2 separate regions of the Homo sapiens genome follow, and region 1 is linked to region 2. A link is an interaction called in ENCODE POLR2A ChIA-PET data of the cell type or tissue named here. Cell type or tissue: MCF 10A. All regions are shown on one strand.

The links. ChIA-PET counts read pairs that join two places held together with the same protein. Peaks named below come from ENCODE experiments on the same cell type or tissue, not always from the same donor. Only the 100,000 strongest peaks of a DNase experiment are listed, where the experiment ranks them.
Region 1: POLR2A ChIA-PET joins it to region 2 with 15 read pairs; 4 of 35 experiments call an interaction of 5 or more read pairs at or near these places.

What each region holds. Positions count from the first base shown.
Region 1 is chr2:28,131,937-28,136,936 of GRCh38, reverse strand. The region is part of intron 7 of BABAM2 (BRISC and BRCA1 A complex member 2); the gene reads right to left. Among named protein-coding and RNA genes, the nearest start is that of MIR4263, 140 kb to the right of the region's middle. RefSeq lists a silencer at 1,348-1,548. In MCF 10A, no CTCF peak of the experiment used is centred here; a DNase peak (open chromatin) is centred at 2,486.
Region 2 is chr2:28,266,932-28,271,931 of GRCh38, reverse strand. All of the region lies in intron 10 of BABAM2 (BRISC and BRCA1 A complex member 2), which reads right to left. LOC124907745 (a long non-coding RNA gene) reads left to right here. Exons shown (of 2, transcript XR_007086254.1): 1 at 1-2,547; 2 at 3,031-3,366. Among named protein-coding and RNA genes, the nearest start is that of BABAM2-AS2, 41 kb to the left of the region's middle. In MCF 10A, no CTCF peak of the experiment used is centred here; a DNase peak (open chromatin) is centred at 2,581.

The sequences.
Region 1 (5,000 bases), 130 kb after region 2:
GTATTTGATCCAATTTATCCGAATGTAATATCCTTACTCATTCATAATTTTAAGTAGTATTATTTTAATTTTCAGTTCCCCTCACCCTTTCCCTAGGTCCTTTAGCCAAGTTTCACTTTATCCCAGCCCTTGTAGATCCCAGGCTATCCAAATATTCCAAGAGACCATGTTTGCTGCCAGGCACGCTGTGGGGTAAAGGCAGGGGAGGGGAGGCTGGAGACGCCAACAGGACTATATTAGGTCACATAGGTCACAGAAGATCAAAGTCATATTCCACCTCCAGGATTCAGTTGATAAACCGCTCTTATGAAACAGGGCTCCACCTCTCAGAAACATGAACAGGCGACCATAAAGGAAAGTATCCTCCTGGCTAGCCACAAGGCACAGCAATAAGAAATGACTGTGAAAGCCCACCGCCTTAACATGCACATAGTGTCACAGCTTTCTGCCTCTCCAGCCAGACCTGTCAATGGAGACTGTGGTTGAGCTTGGGCAGGGGCCTGGCTAGGGCCAGCCTGGCCAGAGGGGCTGTGGCTCACCAGCCCTCAACTGATGGAAAAGAGGCCCAGGCCTTAAAGAGTTTAGAGTCCAGGGAGGCAATATGACAAAGGAGGCATAAACACAGGGAAAAAGTGTGGTGCCATTGTGGAGGCAGGCAGTGGCGGTCAGGAAATGTTCCATGGAGGAGGTGATGATTGAGAAGATCTAAGAACATGGGCAGGACTTTAACGGACCCTGTGGGGGAGGTAAATAAACTCAATGTTCTGGTCTAAGGAGCAGCCTGAGCAAGGTATGGAAGTGAAAAAAATACAAGATGTGTTCGGGAAATCACAAAATTCTGCTTGGCTGGACAACAGGATACACGTAGAGTCCAGCCTAGGGTGGAAAAGTGAACAGGACTGTAACACGGAATCTGAATGCCAGATGGAGAGCTGTGCATTTACTTCGCTTGGCAACAGAGAGGCATTGAAGCTTCTCAGCAAGGACATTACAGGACTGGAATTTACTTCAAAGGACAGTGACAGTTCCACATGGATAAACTGAAATAGGAAGGAACTAGAAGTTAAGAGCCCCTCAGGACCCATGGCAACTGGAAGACTGAACTAGGTAATGATAGTAGGCATGACAAGACTCAGAGACATTGTGGAGAGTGGGTTTTTAGTCCAAAACAACTGGCTGGCTAATAGGGGCATGAGGTATGGTCAATGCCTTTAAGATGTACCACCTGGGCACCAAGAAGACAAGAGTGTCATGAATAAAAACAGGCTGTAAAGAAGAAACATTAGCTTATTGGGGGAATGATGAGTTTAGTTTCAGGCCCTTTAAATTTGAGGTGTCAACTGAACACACAGATAGACATGTCTATCTAGTGGTTAGAGAAGCAGATCTGTAAGCAGGGAGAAATGCTGAGATTAGAAATGGGGATCTGGGTGTCATCCACAAACAGGCAATGCCACAAAAGTGTCTAGGGATGTTATCACAGGAAGCACAATTTAGCATAATTTAATGGGTTGAAAAAAGGAAGGAGTAGCAGTGAAGGAGACAAGGAAGGATCTAAAAACTCCAAGTTATGGAAGAAAAAAGCTATATTATAAAACACATGATAGACATACTATCATGAGGATCAGATGGGATGGTAAAGTGAAAAGCAGTTTGAATATTTTAAAGTACTGAACAAATACATATCTGTTATTGTTACAGTATTGCATATTTAATCTCTAGAAAAGCCAGGCTTTCCATAATCTTCCAAAGCTCCTTCTCCACCAAGTCAAATGGAAATGTGATCTCCCACTCTCTTGAACTCTTATAGCACTTAATAAGTATTTTCTCAAGGAGCACTAACTAAGCATCAACCATGGGCCAAGCACTACAGTAGGGCCTTTCTCATCTACCTCCCCACTTGGAGTAGATGAAACTGAAACTTAGATTTATTCCTCTTCACAGAAGATGAAATGAAGCTCAAAAACGTTAACTTAAGCCAAGATTGCCAGCCAATAAGTGAAGGAACAGGGGGCTTCTGATGCCATGTATTAATATGCCTTTTCTATTAATCCACAAGTCACAACTTGCCATATTTGTTCTGATCCCTCTTACTTTGAGGAAATTAAGGAGATGAGCCACATTTCATTTATGCTGACAGCCTCTGAAGCACCTAGCAAAGGGCCTCACATGTGGTTGATTCTCATTGGGTTTCTGTTGCCTGAAAGAACAAACATGCATATTGCAGGTACACAGGCCTCAATAATAGTGAGCGTTCGTGGGCTGGGAAGTTTTGAGTACTCATTTCCAAGGCAGATGTAACTTAACAAAAAGTTCTAAAAACAAATTCTGTACTTGTGAAAGATGCCACCTGGTCTGCCTCAGGGCTGAAGTCCTCTTTTTATGCACAGAGTGGGAACAGCACAGGGAATGAGGAAGCTGGTTGTCTTTAAACCACTCCCACAAAGTGGCTCAAGCCAAGAAAAGGGCCCACACCTTTCGTGGAAGAGTGCTATGCAGACTCTCATGCCCATTTAACCTTTGGGTTCACTACAACAACTGCCAACAGTCTGGGGAAGAGGGAAAGGTAGAGCATGTTTCACGCCAGCTCTGATGATGTAACCTTAAAACTCACAGCTTTTCTGCCAGGGGAAAAAAAAGCAACTGGTTTAGAAACTATTTTTTCCCCTTTTCTAATATTCAACCAAAATCTAATTTGCATCATTGACTACTAGCTTTTTTTTTTTTTTTTTGCATAACTCACCATTGACTTTTTTTTTTTTTTAATTAACAGAACTTACTCGTGTCTAATTCAACGGATTGGTTTTGGTTCCTTGGAAGACAAATGTATAGGGCCAGAAATATGTTTATTTCATAAATGTCCCTTGTGCAAGAACACAAAGTTCTTCTCAGAAGCATTTACTCTGCAAGTCATAGAAATGCGCAGTGGGAGACCGGTAAACAATATGCATCTAAGCATCGTAAGGGCGTGCAGCCACGTGCGGCAGGGCTGCCAGGGACACCAGACAACTATTCCACGACCCTGGGCAAACAGACTTCAGAAGTGGGATCACATTTCAGAGCTTCATCAAATTAGAACACATCTCAGAGTCTTCTACCAATGAATCTGACTGATGTTCTCTTTTGTCAGGATTGTCTAATTTGTAGTCTTTTTAGGGTACAACAAATCAATATTTTTTCCTACATATGATGACAAGACCCAAAAGTAGCCCTTTTCTTTTCCAATTGCTGGGAGTAGTTAACGTGAGTATAATATCTTTGCCTCCTGCATGGACAAGCTGGGACAGAGGAACAGTCAGACTGGAATGGGGTTCCTCCCAGGCCCACGATATCTCTCTATGCCCATGGAGGAGATGGTGGGAATGCAAGCCTTCTCTTGGTAATTTTTACCCAGTGTGGATGGGGCTATTGGTCTCTCCTGAGCCTCTCCCTGTCAAATGCACTGCATGGGGCTTGGGACTTCCTAGAAAGAGCCATAGCAGAAACCAAAAGGAGTACAAGCCTCAGCTAGGGCAAGAGTTTGACGTTGGCTTTGGGCGGGTCCACATGGGATGCTTTTCCCATGACTCCTGAAAGAACTCTCCAAGTCTGAATCGATAATCAATGCTTGGATAGCTCAAAGTTGACAAGATAGTATAAAACACAGAAAATAAATGAGAGCTTAGCACAGTCAGTTCTCAAAACCTATCCCATGACTACAGCCTTCTTGAAATGGCATGTCTGTTCTATGCTCTGAACTCTGGAAGAATTAACCACAAGTATTAATAACTTTAGCAAATATCTAAGCCCTTATAGAAGTCATACCCCAAGTTTACTTCTTTTATGTTAATCTTTCTCTAAAACCTCATTTTGAAAACTTCTACTTAAAGATATAAGAATGTTTGGTAGTTTGTTTTGGTATTATAAACGTAGTTCTACCAAGTGAATTTGTAGCAACCAGGAAAAGTATAAGACCTTTCAGTGAGGCATTTTCCAATATTTTGGTGAGAACTACTTATTCACCTAGAAGACTGCCAATTAGGCAATTGATAACTGTGTATTGCATTTATGCACGGCATTAAAAAAAAGACTTGTTCCTCAACTCAATAAGTAGCTTGCAATTCAGCAAAAGATTTTTAAAAATCCTTATCACCAATTAAAGCTATGATGGGTAGATTATAATATAAATATAGATTATAAGATTAATATAAATTCAGTGTTACAAAGAGCTCTGGGGAAGGCTAGACTAATTGTCCTCAGGGAAAATGGTTGGTAGAGATGGTATTTGAATAAGGCCTTAGAAAAAGTATAGTATTTCAACAGGAAGAGGGGTTAGAGAAGGGCCTTGTACATGGAAGGAGCAGCTTTAGCAAAAGCACAGAGGCAAGAGAGTGCTGGCAATGTAAGAAAACTTCAAGTGCTCAGGTCTGGCTGAAGGAAACAGTATATGAGGGGAAGCAACCGAAAAATGATCTAAAAGGGTATGCTGTGGAGAGCTCTTAACGTAAGAAAGAAGAAGAGGCCAGGCGTGGTGGCTCACGCCTGTAATCTCAGCACTTTGGGAGGCCGAGGTGGGTGGATCACGAGGTCAGGAGTTTGAGACCATCCTGGCTAACATGGTGAAACCCCGTCTCTACTAAAAATACAAAAAATTAGCCGGGCGTGGTGGCGGGCGCCTGTAGTCCCAGCTACTCGGGAGGCTGAGGCAGGAGAATGGCGTGAACCCGGGAGGCGGAGCTTGCAGTGAGCGGAGATGGTGCCACTGCACTCCAGCCTGGGGGACGGAACGAGATTCCGTCTCAAAAAAAAAAAAAAGAAGAAGAAGAAAGAAAAAAAAGGGAGGAAGGACATGAGAGAGCTGGACTTTGGAGATTGGAAAAATGACTTTTAAAATATACCCTTCCCTAATCATTTCCCACACGTTAGATTTTTAGAGTGAGACTATTTCATTAGCAAGTTTATTTGCAAATTAGGTGTAGTAACTTCCAAGAAAAACAACCTAGCTGCTGGAACAAATGTTT
Region 2 (5,000 bases):
CTACATTCCACCATGTGCCTAGAACTGACGGAGTAATCATCTGGGATAATTAAACATTACTGATTGGTATAAATGTCATGAGCTGAGGGTAATTACCAAGCTTGAGCATAAATGCATACATAAAATGAAACTGAAACTTGAGAACTTGTTTTAAATGTACAATTTTGAAACTGATAAGCAGAGTCTTTCTGTATTGTACCATATTGTTAACCTGCCTGGTTGGCCCTTTCCCTTTTAAGTAATGACTCCATAAAGGATGGATTTGGGGTGATACATGCCTTCTATATTTATCCAAAATCCTTTTCAAAATCATGAGACTGCCTCTGGTTTAATATGTCAATGGAATATTCACTGTAAAGGGCATGGATATTTAAGAGGGTTGTTTCCTTTACAATGTGTGGACAGAGCTCTCAAAATTTCTTTCTTTGAAAAAGAAAACTAGAAATTATTTGAAGACTGTGACAGAGTCATGTCACTGGAATTGGAAGCACAGCTGTCCCTGTGAGGGCCCAGGCCACGAGGAGAGGAAATCATGTTGGTTCACTGACTGGCTGGGGAATCCTTGAAGGAACAAATCCAGGGTGCAGCAGGAAGTTGCCTGGGTGGGAGGTAGTGGCTCTTGTCCAGCCTGAGGCCTAATCAAATCAAACACACTCGACCACCTTGCATTTACAAAAATCTCCTCTATTTGGGATGCTGGGTGAAAATCCTAAGACCTTACACCTGTGTGCTTCTGAAGACGTCCATATATGTGAAGCAGCTGCCTCCTTTTATCTCAAACACTGCCAAACACCTTAGACATCCCACTGAGAGCTAGCTATGTGCTTATGGACAGCTATCTTCCAAACTGGGAAGAACCAAATAAGACACGCTATAGCCTTTTGTTTCTCCAAGGCTCTGGAACATATTCTGTACACATTAACTCGGTGTGCCTGCATCTCATGTAGACCTGCCTCCTGAATCCCAGGGAAGAGGGCAAGATCATATCAGTATAAGGATCAAGAAACACTAGCATTACATCACTGTGTGAGTAAGATAAAGCAAGGCAGAAGAGAAAGAGCTGCATTTGAATTTGGACATTTGAGAACTGGTTTAAATTTGGTTCTGCATTTACCACCTGTGGGATCTTAGGCAAGTCACTAAACCTCTCTGCTATAGAACGGCAATCATGACTTTTATGTTGCAGTGTTTCATAAATAACAACTATTAGTGTGATCTGGATTCAGGGCTGAGGCTCTTCTGTAGAAACAGCAGAAGATAGCAACAGACTGAAGGAATAGTCATGCCATCTGGGTGAACAGCAGGTCGACTCTTGGTTCAGGAAAGACGAAGGTGGTATGTGGTTCAGGTACAGTCAAATACACGACCAATAGCAGCAGCAGCCATAACTCTCTCCAAAACATAAAGACCACACAGAGTGTGCACATAGGTGCCAGACACCACTACTTAAAGAGCTTGTTCCTAGGCCTGCTCCTTTTTAAAGAGATAATTTAATTTTAAGTTTCATGAGGGGCCAGGCAAAGTGGCTCATGCCTGTAATCCCAGCACTTTGGGAGGCTGTGGCAGGATGAATGCTTGAAGCCAGGAGTTTGAGACCAGTCTGGGCAACAAAGCAAAACCCTGTCTCTACAAAAAATAAAAAATCAGCTAGGTGTGCTGGGACGTGCCTGTAACCACAGCTACTCAGGAGACTGAGGCAGGAGGATGGCTTGAGTCTAGGAGTTTGAGGCAGCAGTGAGCTATGATTGCACCACTATACTCCAACCTGTGTCAAAGAGCAAGACCCTGTCTCTTAAAAAAAAAATTTCATGAGGGAGGGACCATATCTTATTCAAGTACCTGATACAGTGTTTGGCCCAACAGGTGTTCAATAAAATAATTTCTAATAAAATTATAATAATAGGCTTAACCCTGTTTCTCAGCATAGAGTAAAGGAAATAGAACACAGGCTATAAATAATGTCAAGACAATATGCCTTCCAGCATTTTCCTAATATGTATAGTTGGCCAAGTACTACTAAGTACTATCAGTCAAATACTATTAGAGCTCCTGATGTCATTGTCAATGTAAAAAAAAAAAAATGACAAGAAAAAATCCAAAATATCTCAAGATTATTTCTATTGAATAGCCTCAGTTTGTTTCTAATCTTTCCACAGCCCATGTTCACATCTGTGGCCTCCCTTTTATGGGCTCTGGAGCTGTAAATCTGAAAGAAGACAGATAAGGTAGAAACCTTGTTAAACAAAATCCTCATCAAAATGACAAACATTCAAACAGGAGTGGCCTGCCTTTATCTCCAGTTACCACCCAGTTTGGATGGAGTCTGTTTCCCTTTTACAAAAGGTTTGCTGTATGAGAAGGGAACATTTTACCCAAGAGACCGAAAGTCACTCCCAACTAGGTATTTCCCAAAGGAGTTGTACTGTATGTTCCAGAGTGCAGCTGCTGAGCTAACTATCTGGGTTGCAATAAAATGTCTTGATTTTTATCCATGGTTGGACAGATTGAGTTTTCTGATAACCCCAGTCCATTTCCCTAGAAATGCAGGTATGTATCCACATGCTGACTCATTCCGGGTGCAGAGAGCACAGAGTCTCTACAGAGGGTGGAGACTGCAAAGGCGAATACTTCCAAGATGGAGAGGAGAAGGGGGAAGGGAGAGAGCAAGAAAAAACAACCTAGAGGAGTGTTCTGGATTGACTATTTACAGACAGTTTGCCAGCAACAGATAAGGGATGGATCAGGGCTGGCAACCATTACTGGGGTGGTTTCTTTGGGTCTTTTAAGATAAAAGAGATTTGATATGTTTATTAAGTAATGTGGTTACCCTGGAAGCTGGGCATGTACTTCTCGTGATAACTGTATAGCAATTACTTCTGTTGGTTACAAGCCTCAGCTTTTGTTTGCTGAAATGTTAGATTTGGTTATATCTTTGTAGGTATGAGATACTTTTAAAGGGATAGTGTTTAGTAAATTTAGATATGTAAAACTTGCCTTTCATTGGCAAGGATCACAATAACAGCTTTGTAGGATTTCTCCGCAGACAAATAATCTCTACAGTGGACCTCAAGACTTCATACTAGGATTCTGAAGATGATTGAGTCAATGGATGAGTGTAACGAACTTTTGGAAACTTCAAGGCAATTAAAGGAAACTGCAGGAGGACCAGAAAAGATCAAGACCAGGGCACGAGGGCTGATCCAAACAACGGGGGCCGGCATTTGTGATCTTGGGTAGAGCCACCCCAGTGTGGGTCAACTCCACAGCATTAGGAAAACCAGTTTATCAGAATTACCTTCTCAAGCAATAGATCTGTTCCTTGTCACATTCTTAGAACTAATAAAGACTTATCTTTATTACTACTAATTATAATGTTTTGGTTCATTCTTTTAAAAATTATGCAATATGTGACACATACCAAAGAATACTTGTAATACACACTTAAGGTCTGAAACACAGCAGAAAAACAGAACATGACTGAATCTATGCTCCCTCTCAGAACAAAGACATGAGCCACAAGCTGAAGCGACCTTGCCATCCCTCTCTCTCCATTGTCTCCCTGCCTCTCTCTCCAGAGATAATCACTGTCCTAAAATGCCTGTTTATCACTCCTTCATTTTTGTTTGTTGTTTTTTAGAGACTGAGTCTTGATAGGCTAGACTCAATTTCTAGGCTCAACGTATCCTCTTGTCTCAGCCTCCCCAAGTAGCTGGGACTATAGGCATGTGCCACTGCGGCCAGGACACCTTCACTTTTTTAGAAACATGGCTTTAATGCAGATTTCTATATCCCTAATAAATAAATGGACAGATTGTCTGGTTTTGCTTGTTTTTGAGCTCTTTATATAAAAATTCTATCGTGTGTCTCCTGGAACTTGCTTTTTTCAGTCAATATTAGGGTTCTAAGATTTCGTCTTTATTGTGTATAGATACAGTTTGTCATTTTCACAGTTGTATAATAATGTAAATTTGACACTATTTATCCATTCCTCTGTCAGTGAACATTTGGGTTTTTGGGTTTCTTCTAGTTTCAACTACAACTAGAGATACTGCCATGATTATTCTTGAACATGTGCTCATCAACAATTTTTCCTTTTTCTCCTAGGCATACCCAAACAAATTTCCCAGCCTTCCTGCAGTGAGGTGGAGCCAAATGACTAAATTCTGTGTGTTGGAGAGATAAATGCCACTTCTGGGCCTGACCCCTATGGCCCCTGCCATGCTGGCCTGAAGAAGAGGGTGCAGTGGAGGATGCTGAGGCCATAGGGAATGGTGGAGCCATTAGACAGAGAAGCTGGTCCCAGAACTTCTGCAAGAAGCAGAGTCCTCCTTTCATCCATAATGACCACCACTGAATTGACAGCACAGGAAATAAAACGTTACTGTGTTAGCCACAGAGACTGGGGGTTGCTTGTTATAGGTGTTAGACTTTCCTGATAAAACCACCATTTCAAAATACATTAAAAGTGTGTGTGTGTGTGTGTGTGTGTGTGTATGTGTGTGTGTGTCTAGTCAGTGTAAATGAAGCAACAGCTGGGCCTGGGGGTGGGCTCTGCCTCCTGCATTTATGGGGGAGTGAGGGACTTGTGGAGATAAAAGCACCAGGAGGGATCCTCCTAGTGGAGTTGTTCTGCCTCTTGATTGTGTCAATGTCAGTATCCTATCCTGGTTGTTGATATTGTACTACAGTTGTTCAAGATGATACCACTGGGAGAAAGTGGGTGAAGGGTACATAGGATCTTTGTATTCTTTCTTTCTTTCTTTCCTTCTTTTTTGGAGACAGAGTTTCACTCTTGTCACCCAGGCTGGAGTGCAGTGGCACAATCTAGGCTCACTGCAACCTCCGCCTCCCAGGTTCAAGCAATTCTCCTGCCTTAGCCTCCCACGTAGCTGGGATTACAGGTGCCTGTCACCACACCCAGCTAATTTTTGTATTTTTAGTAGAAATGGGCTTTCACCATGTTGATCAGGCTGGTCTCGAATTCCTGATCTCAGCTGATC